2 separate regions of the Homo sapiens genome follow, and region 2 is linked to region 1. Evidence: read pairs that join two places in POLR2A ChIA-PET (ENCODE). Cell type or tissue: GM12878. All regions are shown on one strand. Links, peaks and the distances in the headings refer to the core of each region. The heading gives the core; the rest is flanking DNA.

Region 1 (5,388 bases), core at 153-5,152:
CCATGCCTGGCTAATTTTTGTATTTTTAGTAGAGATGGGGTTTCACCATGTTGACCAGACTGGTCTTGAATGCCTGACCTCAAGTGATCCGCCCTCTTCAGCCTCCCAAGGTGCTGGGATCACAGGCATGAGCCACCACGCCAGGCCATATTTTAAATTAAACTTTTACTGTAGCATAATGGTTAGTTTTCTTTTTGCCTTAACATTTTCTGTTTTTATCCCTGCCTCACTTTACCATTTTTCTTTTATCTGTTTTTGTAATATTCAGTGCTATTGTCTTCTATTCTGTCTCCCAAATGTGCCATCTAAAAATGATCTGATATCTTGACACTCATTATTTCCGTATCTTAGCTGGAATTTTAGTGTAGCTTCTCTCAAGGCAGTGCATTTTAAATCTTAGACCTTATTATGGAGCGAATGGCTGTGTTCTGTGTTAACCCCCCCCCCCCCACCACCATATTAGCCTCAGGCAGTGTTACATAGAGAAAATATTTTAGGAATGCCCCTTTTTCCCTGAAATTACATTCCGGGGTCAAGTCTGTGGAGGACTTTTTTTTGGGTCGTTTTTGGAGAGAACTATTTGAACCTCTGAGCTGTGGTGAACATACTGTGTCTTTTTGTAGTAAATCTATGCCTCTCTAGCTGAAATTCCTTTGGAGACTAATAGGCAGTAGTTCTTCTAGTACCTTTGGCTGAGTGAAAGCTTCTCTGCCTGCTAGTTGCTGCTATTGCTGTTGATAGTTACTTTAGCTATAGTTATAATGGCACAAAATGTAGAGCACTGAATAGATGCAAAAATGAGATTTGAATGAGAGATTTTAAGGTATGATTAGCCATCTATTTGTGTTTTTAATATTGCTGTTGCTATGTTTGCATAAAATACAAGGAAGTACTTCATGACAGATGACAGGGAGTGTGAAATGCAGTATTTTTTAAACTTTTTTGTTACAATCCGTAGTAAGAGATCTTTTTATAGCAAGACTCCATTGATGGCTGAGTATGGTTGTGTGCACCTGCAGTCAGTCCTAGCTACTAGGGAGGTAGAGGTGGGAGAATCATGTGGGCCCAGGAGTTTGAGACTGGCCTGGGCAACATAGTTAGATCTCATATCAATAATTAAAAAAAAAAAAAAAGACTCCATACACGTGTAACTGTGTGTGCATAGGCTGGACTCAGTGGCTCATGCCTGTAATCCCAGCGCTTTGGGAAGCTGAGGCAGGAAGATCGCCTGAGCTCAAGAGTTTGAGACCAGCCTGGGCAACATAGTGAGACCTTGTCGCTGCTAAAAATAAAATTTGTCAAGTGTAGTGGCACACACCTGTAGTCCCAGCTGCTTAGGAGGCTGAGGCAGGGGCAAGGGTGGGGGCCTCTTCAGTCTGGGAGATCAAGGCTCAGTGAGCTATGGCCACTGCATTCTAGCCTGGGCAACAGAGCCAGACCTTATCTCAAACAGCAACAACTGTGTATGCATGCATATGTCTGTATATGTAAAAATAAACTGGAAATTTAACAAAACAAAATTGGTAGTGTGTACGGTCTACTCTGATGGTTTCTATTTTATCTTGTGTTTTGAAAATTGCTCATTGCAAACTGTTGATTTTGTTCCCTGCTTTTGAAAAACAGTGGAGTCCTGTGCTGAAAGTTTGGATGCCTAACGTTTCTCTGTATGTTTGACTTTGAGTAGTCATTAATTCTCTTTGTGCTTCATTTTCCTTATCTTTATAATGAAGTTGTTCTAGTTTAAATATTTGCTGATTCTTTGTTTGATTTAATTAATTAATTAAATTTTGAGATAGAGTCTCTGTCACCCATAGCTCATTGAAACCTGGCACTCCTGGGCTTGTGTAGTAGTCCTCCTGCCTCACCCTCCAGAGTAGCTGGGACTACAGGTGCGCACCACCATGCCCGGCTAATTTTTATTTTTTTTTTGTAGTGACTGCGTCTTGCAGTGTTGCCCAGGATGGTCTTGTACTTCTGGCTTCAAGAAGTCCTCCCACCTCAACCTTGTAAAGTGCTGGGATTACAAGTGTGAACCACCATGCCCAGCCTGTTTTACTTTTCTCTGGAAATAATGTTGGACTAAAGACAAGCACATATCTTTATGTCTGTGGCTAGGGAGAAACCACTGAAAAATGGCTTAAATATTTGGTTGTTTACATATACATAGTGTGCTGTTTGTCAAGTAGCATAATGGAGCTTGGAATAGCACTTTTCTCCGAAGATCTTGTAAAGTGGAGTGGACATGTTAATGCCTGTAATAAATATACAAATTTAGAAAAAAAATTTATCCATGTTTTTCTACTTTTGTGTTTCTTAACAGGGAATATTTTGGAGTTTGAAAAATTATATTTAAAATGCTTAATACAAGTTTTAAGTAAATGCACTGACAGATTGCTACCTAGACCTTATTTCGTATCTGATCTTGCCACTGCCCCTTTCAGATTAGAGAACACCAATAAGAATATATTTTTCTTTGTAAACACCACCATATCAGATCATTACTATTCCTGTATATTACCAAATAGTGGAACTGCCATTTTCTTAAGACAGGGGAACACAAAGCTTTCTTTGCTTGTGGGTTTCCTTCTGTTCAGTTTGTATGATTTCTCCAGACCAGGCCATTTCATGCTGTGCTTTGGGAGCCTTCTCATTCTCATTTGTTTGTACTGAGGAAAATAGGAATAAGGAATTTGTTGACTGCTCCCGAGATTCTGGTAAAAGAAGAATTCTAAAGGTTTTGTTGGAAGGAAATTGGAACCAGACTTTGTACTTCCTCCTCTTTCTGAAATCAGATATTACCCCCTCATTATTCTTTGACCTCACACCTCAGGCAGATGTTCCAAGACACATCACCATTTTTTTTTTTTCTTCATAGCAGTTTATCACAAACTGAGATAACTTGTTTGTTTGCTTGTTTGTTGTCCCGTTCCTATTAAAATAGTATCCAGAAAAACAGGAATCCTGTCTTTCATATCTTGCTTTACCTTTCACATCTATGGTTCCTGGCACATGGTAGGTACTTTGCTATTGTGAATGAATTAGTGAACAAATGAATGAGTAAACCAAGTTCTTTCATGCCTTAAATAGAACTGCATGTAGTAAAGGTTGTGTTTGAGCCTAGGCCTTTATGCACTGCCCCCCACCCTCCACCTCCAATTCTTTTTTCTGGAAGTGTGTTATCACTATGTTTACTGATCATGGTGAAGGTCTCTACCTTTAGAAGACTTTGTGTTTATCTTTGTTTTACTTCATATGTTTTTATCTTCTAGTTTTTTGCCTGTATAAAAACTAACATATAAGACTTCCGAAATCCTTCTTGTAGCAACTTTATAATACTTTGATTTATGTGAATACAGTTTACTTGAAACTTTAAGAGCCAGCTTAATAATTTAGTGAATAGTTCAAATTAGGCATCTTCAGGATCATTGTCCTAAACTGCCATTACTATTTTCTGGTTACATTCTTTTAAAGCAAAAAAGAACAAAACTTCATTTAATACAGTTTATTCCGTATTTACAAACACAATCTTTCTAGGGGAAGTAAGGAAGGTAGTGTGGTGTAGAGAAAACCCTAGACAGTGAGTCAGGACCTGTATTCTGGACCAGTAGGATTTCTGCCATTAACTGGGTTTCATTTTTAGGCAAGACACTTAACATCTCTGGGCTTCAGTTTCTTTATCTGAAATGCGAGGGAAATGGATTAGGTTTCTTCTCAGGTTCTTCCAGTCTAGAAAAGGATAATTGAAGGTACTTTACCCCCAAATTTCTATCCTCTGGTCCTCTACCCCAAAACTCATTGCAGAGAGGTCACATTGCTGCGTGGGAGAAGGTGGGGTTAGGTTCAGGGATGTGTTTTAAAGTAAACATAAGGCATTTCTCAGTGACGGCTGATTGTTCACTAGGCTCTGTGGGGGATGTGGCAGCAGTGTAAGGCTTGTTGTTCTTGCCCATAAGGGACCTGGGACTTAATCAGGGAGACATGGCTTACACACATGCTTGGATGTGTGATATATAAAATTAATTGGTATGAAGTAACATGCTGTGGGAGTTAGAAGAAGATCAGTGTGGGGTAGAATAAGGTAAGGAGGTTTTGAAATCATTCTATCCGAGGTAAGATTTAAACAGGTATTTTACCTCGTCTCCTTTCAGACTACTTGGAAGATGAACTGTTCTCATCAGCAACATGCTATTATGTCATCTTTTAGGACTAGGTAATGCTCCAGTGACTTAATACCAATGACATTTTCATGTTGTCCACAAATTCTGAGTAGAAACCTTTTCAAGCCTGTAGCCTCTCTGAGAGCTGACTGTTATTAACTGAATGAGAGGATGTCAGCAAACAGGTAAGACACATGCTGGGTAAATAAAATTATCATATAAATGTAAGATATAATTATTACTATTGTATGAAGCAGAGAGAAGACTGGCTGGATTGGAGGAGATATTTTTGTGACTAATGAGAAATAAACTTGGTCTTTGGAGACTGGGTTGTGGAGGCCCATGAGAGCTAATCAGGAGTTTTATTTGAGTCTGTTAAGACATTTCCTGTATTACCTAATGTTACTCAGATTACCAAGAATTAGTAGCATTGTTGCATAAATGCCTGACACTAATGATAAAGATTAATATTTATTGAGTAGTATGTCAGTTATTCTTTACCAGTATTAAATAGGTATTGTTGTCCCCATTATATAAGTGAGGATATCAGGCCTTAGGGAGATAAAATAACTTTTACAAGGTTTTAAAGATATACTATAATTTCATATAGAAAATGATAGGGCCAGGTGCGGTGGCTCACACCTGTAATCCCAGCACTTTGGGAGGCTGAGGCGGGTGGATCACAAGGTCAGGAGATCGAGACCATCCTGGCTAACATGGTGAAACCCCGTCTCTACTAAAAAAATACAAAAAATTAGCCGGGTGTGGTGGCGGGCGCCTGTAGTCCCAGCTACTTGGGACGCTGAGGCAGGAGAATGGTGTGAACCCAGGAGGTGGAGCTTGCAGTGAGCCGAGATTGAGCCACTGCACTCCAGCCTGGGCGACAGAGCAAGACTTCGTCTCAAAAAAAAAAAAAAAAAGAAAATGATAGAGAGTACCTTGTGGCTAGAGTGGGATAGGAATTGGAGTGCAACTTTTTGAAAACATTTTGAAGCGATGACATTTGAACTAAGTACTAAAGGATGAAAAGGAACAGGTTGTAGGGAAAGTACTCCAAGCTAGGGAATAGCAATTGTATAGACCCTGAGGTCAGAAAGAATTTAATGTGTTTTCCCTAGCATGGGTTTAGCATGGTGAGCAAGAGGGAAGTGGTATGAGATTAGGACAAAGAGAAATGGGTAGAAGTCAGATTATGTAGGGCTTGTGGATTGCATGTTGTAAAGGTTGGTAC
Region 2 (5,388 bases), core at 70-5,069, 160 kb before region 1:
TCCATCTCTTAAAAAAAAAAAAAAAAAAAAAAAAAAAAAAGACACATATGTTAAAATTCTGTAGATTTAGGGAAAAAAAAAAAGACTTGCAGAACCTTAACTGCTCCCACCTCTACCAGAAATTGCAAATTACCTACTCAGAGAGTGTGAAAACTCAGTCCAGCTAAGCATTTAAAGTGACTGCCAATTATGACAGTGGTTAAAAATATTATACTTGTATCATTCACATAAATCTGTTTATAAATTGAATAAGATTACTATAAAATGTTAATTATTCTGGCTGGGCGGGGTGGCTCATGCCTTTAATCCCAGCACTTTGGGAGGCAGAGGCGGGCGGATCACCTGAGGTCGTGAGTTTGAGACCAGCCTGGCCAACAAGGAGAAACCCCGTCTCTACTAAAAATACAAAAAAATTAGCCGGGTGTGGTGGTGCATGCCTGTAATCCCACCTACTCGGGAGGCTGAGGCATGAGAATCACTTGAACCTGGGAGGCAGAGGCTGCAGTCAGCCAAGATCATGCCATTGCACTCCAGCCTGGGCAACAAGAGTGAAACTCTGTCTCAAGAAAATTTTTTTAAAAAGTTAATTTTTCTCTTTCAAAATTGTAAATTAATGCTTTTCTGTCTCCCTAGCACCTAGGCATAATGGTTGTCATTGGCAGGGCTCAAAACATAAGTTGAAAGAAAATGAAATTTCAAGTAAGCAATGGAAATCAAACTGCAAACATCAACAACATTAAAATGTAATCCCTTAAGGCAGATTTATCAGTTGTGTAACGGATTAATGTCATCTTAGGTTTTATGCAAGGTCAATAACATAGAATAACATTCCATTTTTGTTTTGTTTTTTTTAGATGGAGACTTGCTCTGTCACCCAGGCTGGAGTACAGTGGCCTGATCTGAGCTCAGTGCAACCACCGTCGCCCGGGTTCAAGCAATCCTCCTGCCTCAGCCTCTGGAGTAGCTGGGATTACAGGCACCCACTACCACGCCCAGCTAATTTTTGTATTTTCAGTAGAGACAGGGTTTCGCCATGTTGGTCAGGCTGGTCTCGAACTCCTGACCTCAGGTGACCCACCCACCTCAGCCTCCCAAAGGGCTGGGATTACAGGCTTGAGCTACCGAGCCCAGTCTGTTTTTTTCATTTTTAAAATAACAAGAAATAACATATTATAATCAGACTTTGCATATACCAATCTCTAGATTTTAAGGAGTTACAGTTTCAATTTTAATTTATAAATATTCATTTTACATGTTTTGATGTTATTTTACTAAAATGTCCATCTAGTCCTTTGATAAATTCAGAGATTTATGGTGGCAGTATGTAAACCAAATTAAAATGTACCATAAAACCAGGTAACTAGAATTTTATGTTTAATCAAACCATTTGGAAGCAGTTTAGTGAAATTTCAGTATCTTAAATTATACTGTTATTAAACTTATTTTGAAAAAGTTAAATATTAATACTGAAACACAAATCGTCCACAACCAAAAGTAAACCGTATCAATCAGATCTACATATTTAAACATTACAGTGATTTTTTTTTTTTTTTTTTTTTTTTTTTTGAGACTGTGTCTTGCTCTGTCACCCAGGCTGGTGACACCACACCCAGTGCAGTGGTGCGATCTCGGCTCACTGTAAACTCCGCCTCCCAGGTTCAAGCGATTCTCCTGCCTCAGCCTCCAGAGTAGCTGAGATTACAGGCATGCGCCACCACTCCCAGCTAATTTTGTATTTTTAGTAGAGACAGGGTTTCTTCATGTTGATCAGGCTGGTCTCGAACTCCCGACCTCAGGTGATTCACCTGCCTCGGCCTCCCAAAGTGCTGGGATTACAGGCATGAGCCACCGCGACTGGCCTATTTTTGTATATTTTAGTAGAGACGGGGTTTCGCCATGCTGACCAGCCTGGCCAACATTGGGAAACCCCATCTCTACTGAAAACACAAAAATTAGCCAGGTGTGGTGGCATGCACCTGTAATCCCAGCTACTTGGGATGGGAGGCTGAGGCAGGGGAATCTCTTGAACCTGGAAGGCAGAGGTTGCAGTGAGCTGAGATCACACCACTGCACATTCCAGCCTGGGCTACAGAGTGAGATTCCATCTCAAAAATAATAATAATAATAAGCAAAAATAAAAAATAAAATATACAAGATTTTCTGGGCTGGGCACAGTGGCTCATGCCTATAATCTCAGCACTTTGGGAGGCCAAGGAGGGTGGATCACGAGGTCAGGAGATTGAGACCATCCTGGCTAACACGGTGAAACCCCGTCTCTACTAAAAATACAGAAAATTAGCCAGGCATGGTGGCACACGCCTGTAATCCCAGCTACTCAGGAGGCTGAGGCAGGAGAATCGCTTGAACCCAGGAGGCGGAGGATGCAGTGAGCTGAGATCGCGCCACTGCACTTCTGCCTGGGAAACAGAGGGAGACTTCGTCTCAAAAAACAAAATACAAAACAAAAAAAACACCATTAGAATTAAATTTAGAGCACTGAACAAGTTCCAGTTAATACAATGTGTTGTGCATATGCTATTTAAAAAGACTGCTCTGAGGTTTTCAGAGGTTTGGGGGTTTTGTTCTTTTTTTATTTTTGGTTAAACATTGCACAACACATTTCTTCTTTCCATCATAATTGGGGTAAACCACATGCTGGAGTTTCCTGAATATCAGAAAAATCTTTAACAAGTACAATAATGAAACCTAAGATATTATTAATATCCTATTAATGACAAGATGTTTAAATAGGTTATAATGTATTATTGACCTACATATGGGTGAATATACTTTACTCCTAAATCAAGTCCACTACTTTAATAGTATTTAACATATCACTTTACTGCAATTATTCCCTATCCCACCTTCCAAAGAACCTTTAAAATTGCTTTTTAGGTCAGGTGCGGGGGCTCACACCTGTAATCCCAGCACTTTGGGAGGCCAAAGCAAATGGATCACTTGAGGCCAGGAGTTCAAGACCATCCTGGCCATCATGGTGAAACCCCCATCTCTACTAAAAAATACGAAAATTAGCTGAGCATGGTGGTAAGTGCTGGTAATCCCAGCTACTTGGGAGGCTGAGGCACGAGAATCGCTTGAACCTGGGAGGTGGAGGGTGCAGTGGGCTCAGATTGCAACACTGCACTCCAGCCTGGGTGACAGAGCAAGACTCTGTCTCAAAAAAAAAAAAAAAAAAAAAAATTGCTTTTTAAAACAGTGAGGTAGTTGGGTTCGGTGGCTCATGCCAGTAATCCCAGCAATCTGAGGCCGAAGGAGGAGGAACACTCAAAGCCAGGAGTTGGTGACCAGTTTGAGCAACATAGAGTTCCCATCTCTACTAAAAATTTAAAAAGAAAGCCATTAATCAGGTGTGGTCTCAGCTCCTCAGGAAGCTAAGGTGGAAGGATTACTTCCATCCAGAATTTAGAGGCTGCACTGAGCTATGATTATACCACTGCATTCCAGCCTGGGCGGCAGAGTGAGACCCTGTCTCTAAAAAACAACAATAAATAAAACAAAACAGTAAGGTATGGTGCTAAGTCGTATTTTTTCTAAAAAAGCATACATTCACAGATGCTCACATATACATGTAAATTTTCCCTAAAGGAACACAATAAACTGCACAGTAGTTGCATTTGAGGAAGGAGAAAAATAAAGTATCATTTAAATTTTGCCATGTGCACTGTTTTTCTAAAACCTTCCAAGCTTTTTAATTAATTTAGAGAAAACTACTTTTACTTAGTTCCTGTGGGTGTTTTGTATACAGTGTAACTAAGTATTACTTAGTTCCTATGGGTGTTTCGTATACACTATAGAGTATTATTTAGTATGACTAAGTAAAACTGCTTTTACTTAGTTCCTGTGGGTGTTTTGTATACAGTGTAACTAAGTATTACTTAGTTCCTACGGGTGTTTCGTATACACTATAGAGTATTACTTAGTATGACTAAGTAAAACTACTTTTACTTAGTTCCTGTGGGTGTTTTGTACACAGAAAATAGCTTAAGATTCCATTAGATTTGTTTCGGTATGTACATTATTCATCAAGAGACCTAAGAATAAATAGGAACACTGAAGAAGCGTGTAACAATGCTTTACCAATATTGTTATAGATAGCACATCAAAATGCCAGAGACTGGGGAAAAATGCATGATCATGAGCTAAAGTTAGACTGGTATGGAAAAAATAACCTGCAGGTGATTAACAATTACCATAAGTGACATACACAACATACAATAGTTATGTTTAAGTAGAGGGCAGTATCTGAATTTAAGGCAATGCATCATGTATATGAAGAATGACCTTATTTCCACTAGTTGTAAGATATCCCCAGAAAAGTATTAGATTTATTACATTTAGGTAGATAAGTCTGTAGTAAGTATAAAGCTGCTCGTCTAAAATGAAGCACAAAACAAATTAAAAGAAAAAATAAAATGAAGCACAAGCAAAGATTTCATCTTTGAAATTAGATGATCATAATCTTTGGACATTAGATGGTCATAATCATCTTTCCCTCTGTGCTGAATCATTGCCTTCAGAATACCACCACGTTAATACACTTGCCTTTAAAAAACCTCACTTCCATAGTCTGAGCAACAAAATAACAACTGTAACATGTTATAATCTATGCAATAAGATTCCATGAGTCTAATATTAATATAAACAAAGTAAATTGGGGAAAGTAAAGTTTATTCCAAATAATAAATGTAGATGCCCAGTGTGGTGGCTCATACCTTTATGTAATCCCAGCACTTTGGGAGACCAAGGTGGGTGGATTACCCGAAGTCAGGAGTTTGAGACCAGCCTGGCCAACATGGTGAAACCTCATCTCTACTAAAAATACAAAAAATTAGCTGGGCATGGTGGCGGGCACCTGAAATCCCAGCTATTCGGGAGGCAGGAGAATCACTTGAACCCAGGAGGCAGAGGTGGCAGTGAGCCGAGATCGCACCACTGCACTGCTGCCTGGGCGACAGAGCAAGACTCCATCTTGAACAAAATAAAAAACAAATAATAAATGTAGAAAAAATAAAGAGAAGTAGAAAGCCACTATTTGACAGCCACTATAGTAGCAGTGACAGTTGCTGACAAGAATCATCAATGGATGCTAAAATTAGTGAAAGTATTGAGAGACAGAATCTCTACATTGTCTCAAAATATCTCCCCACAAAGTTCTTATTACAAAAGAAAAAATAGTAACTTTACCCTGAAGAAGCCTGGCAGACACTACTTAACCAATTGGTCAAAGTTACCACCACTACTGAAACAAAAATCAACAAACACCATGTGCCTCTAGATGAGGTGCACTGAAAGCAATATCACTTCTGAGGAATTCCATCAAAAATGCCTCACCTGGTGCCAGGCACGGTGGCTCATGCCTGTAATCCT

What was found. Peaks named below come from ENCODE experiments on the same cell type or tissue, not always from the same donor. Only the 100,000 strongest peaks of a DNase experiment are listed, where the experiment ranks them.
Region 2: POLR2A ChIA-PET joins it to region 1 with 8 read pairs; 1 of 35 experiments calls an interaction of 5 or more read pairs at or near these places.

Annotation. Positions count from the first base shown.
Region 1 is chr7:23,599,938-23,605,325 of GRCh38, forward strand. All of the region lies in intron 2 of CCDC126 (coiled-coil domain containing 126), which reads left to right. Among named protein-coding and RNA genes, the nearest start is that of CCDC126, 5.2 kb to the left of the region's middle. In GM12878, for the core only: no CTCF peak of the experiment used is centred there; no DNase peak of the experiment used is centred there; H3K4me3 peaks cover 3,359 bases; H3K27ac peaks cover 1,410 bases.
Region 2 is chr7:23,441,565-23,446,952 of GRCh38, forward strand. The region is part of intron 2 of IGF2BP3 (insulin like growth factor 2 mRNA binding protein 3); the gene reads right to left. Among named protein-coding and RNA genes, the nearest start is that of IGF2BP3, 26 kb to the right of the region's middle. In GM12878, for the core only: no CTCF peak of the experiment used is centred there; a DNase peak (open chromatin) is centred at 2,564; H3K27ac peaks cover 1,272 bases.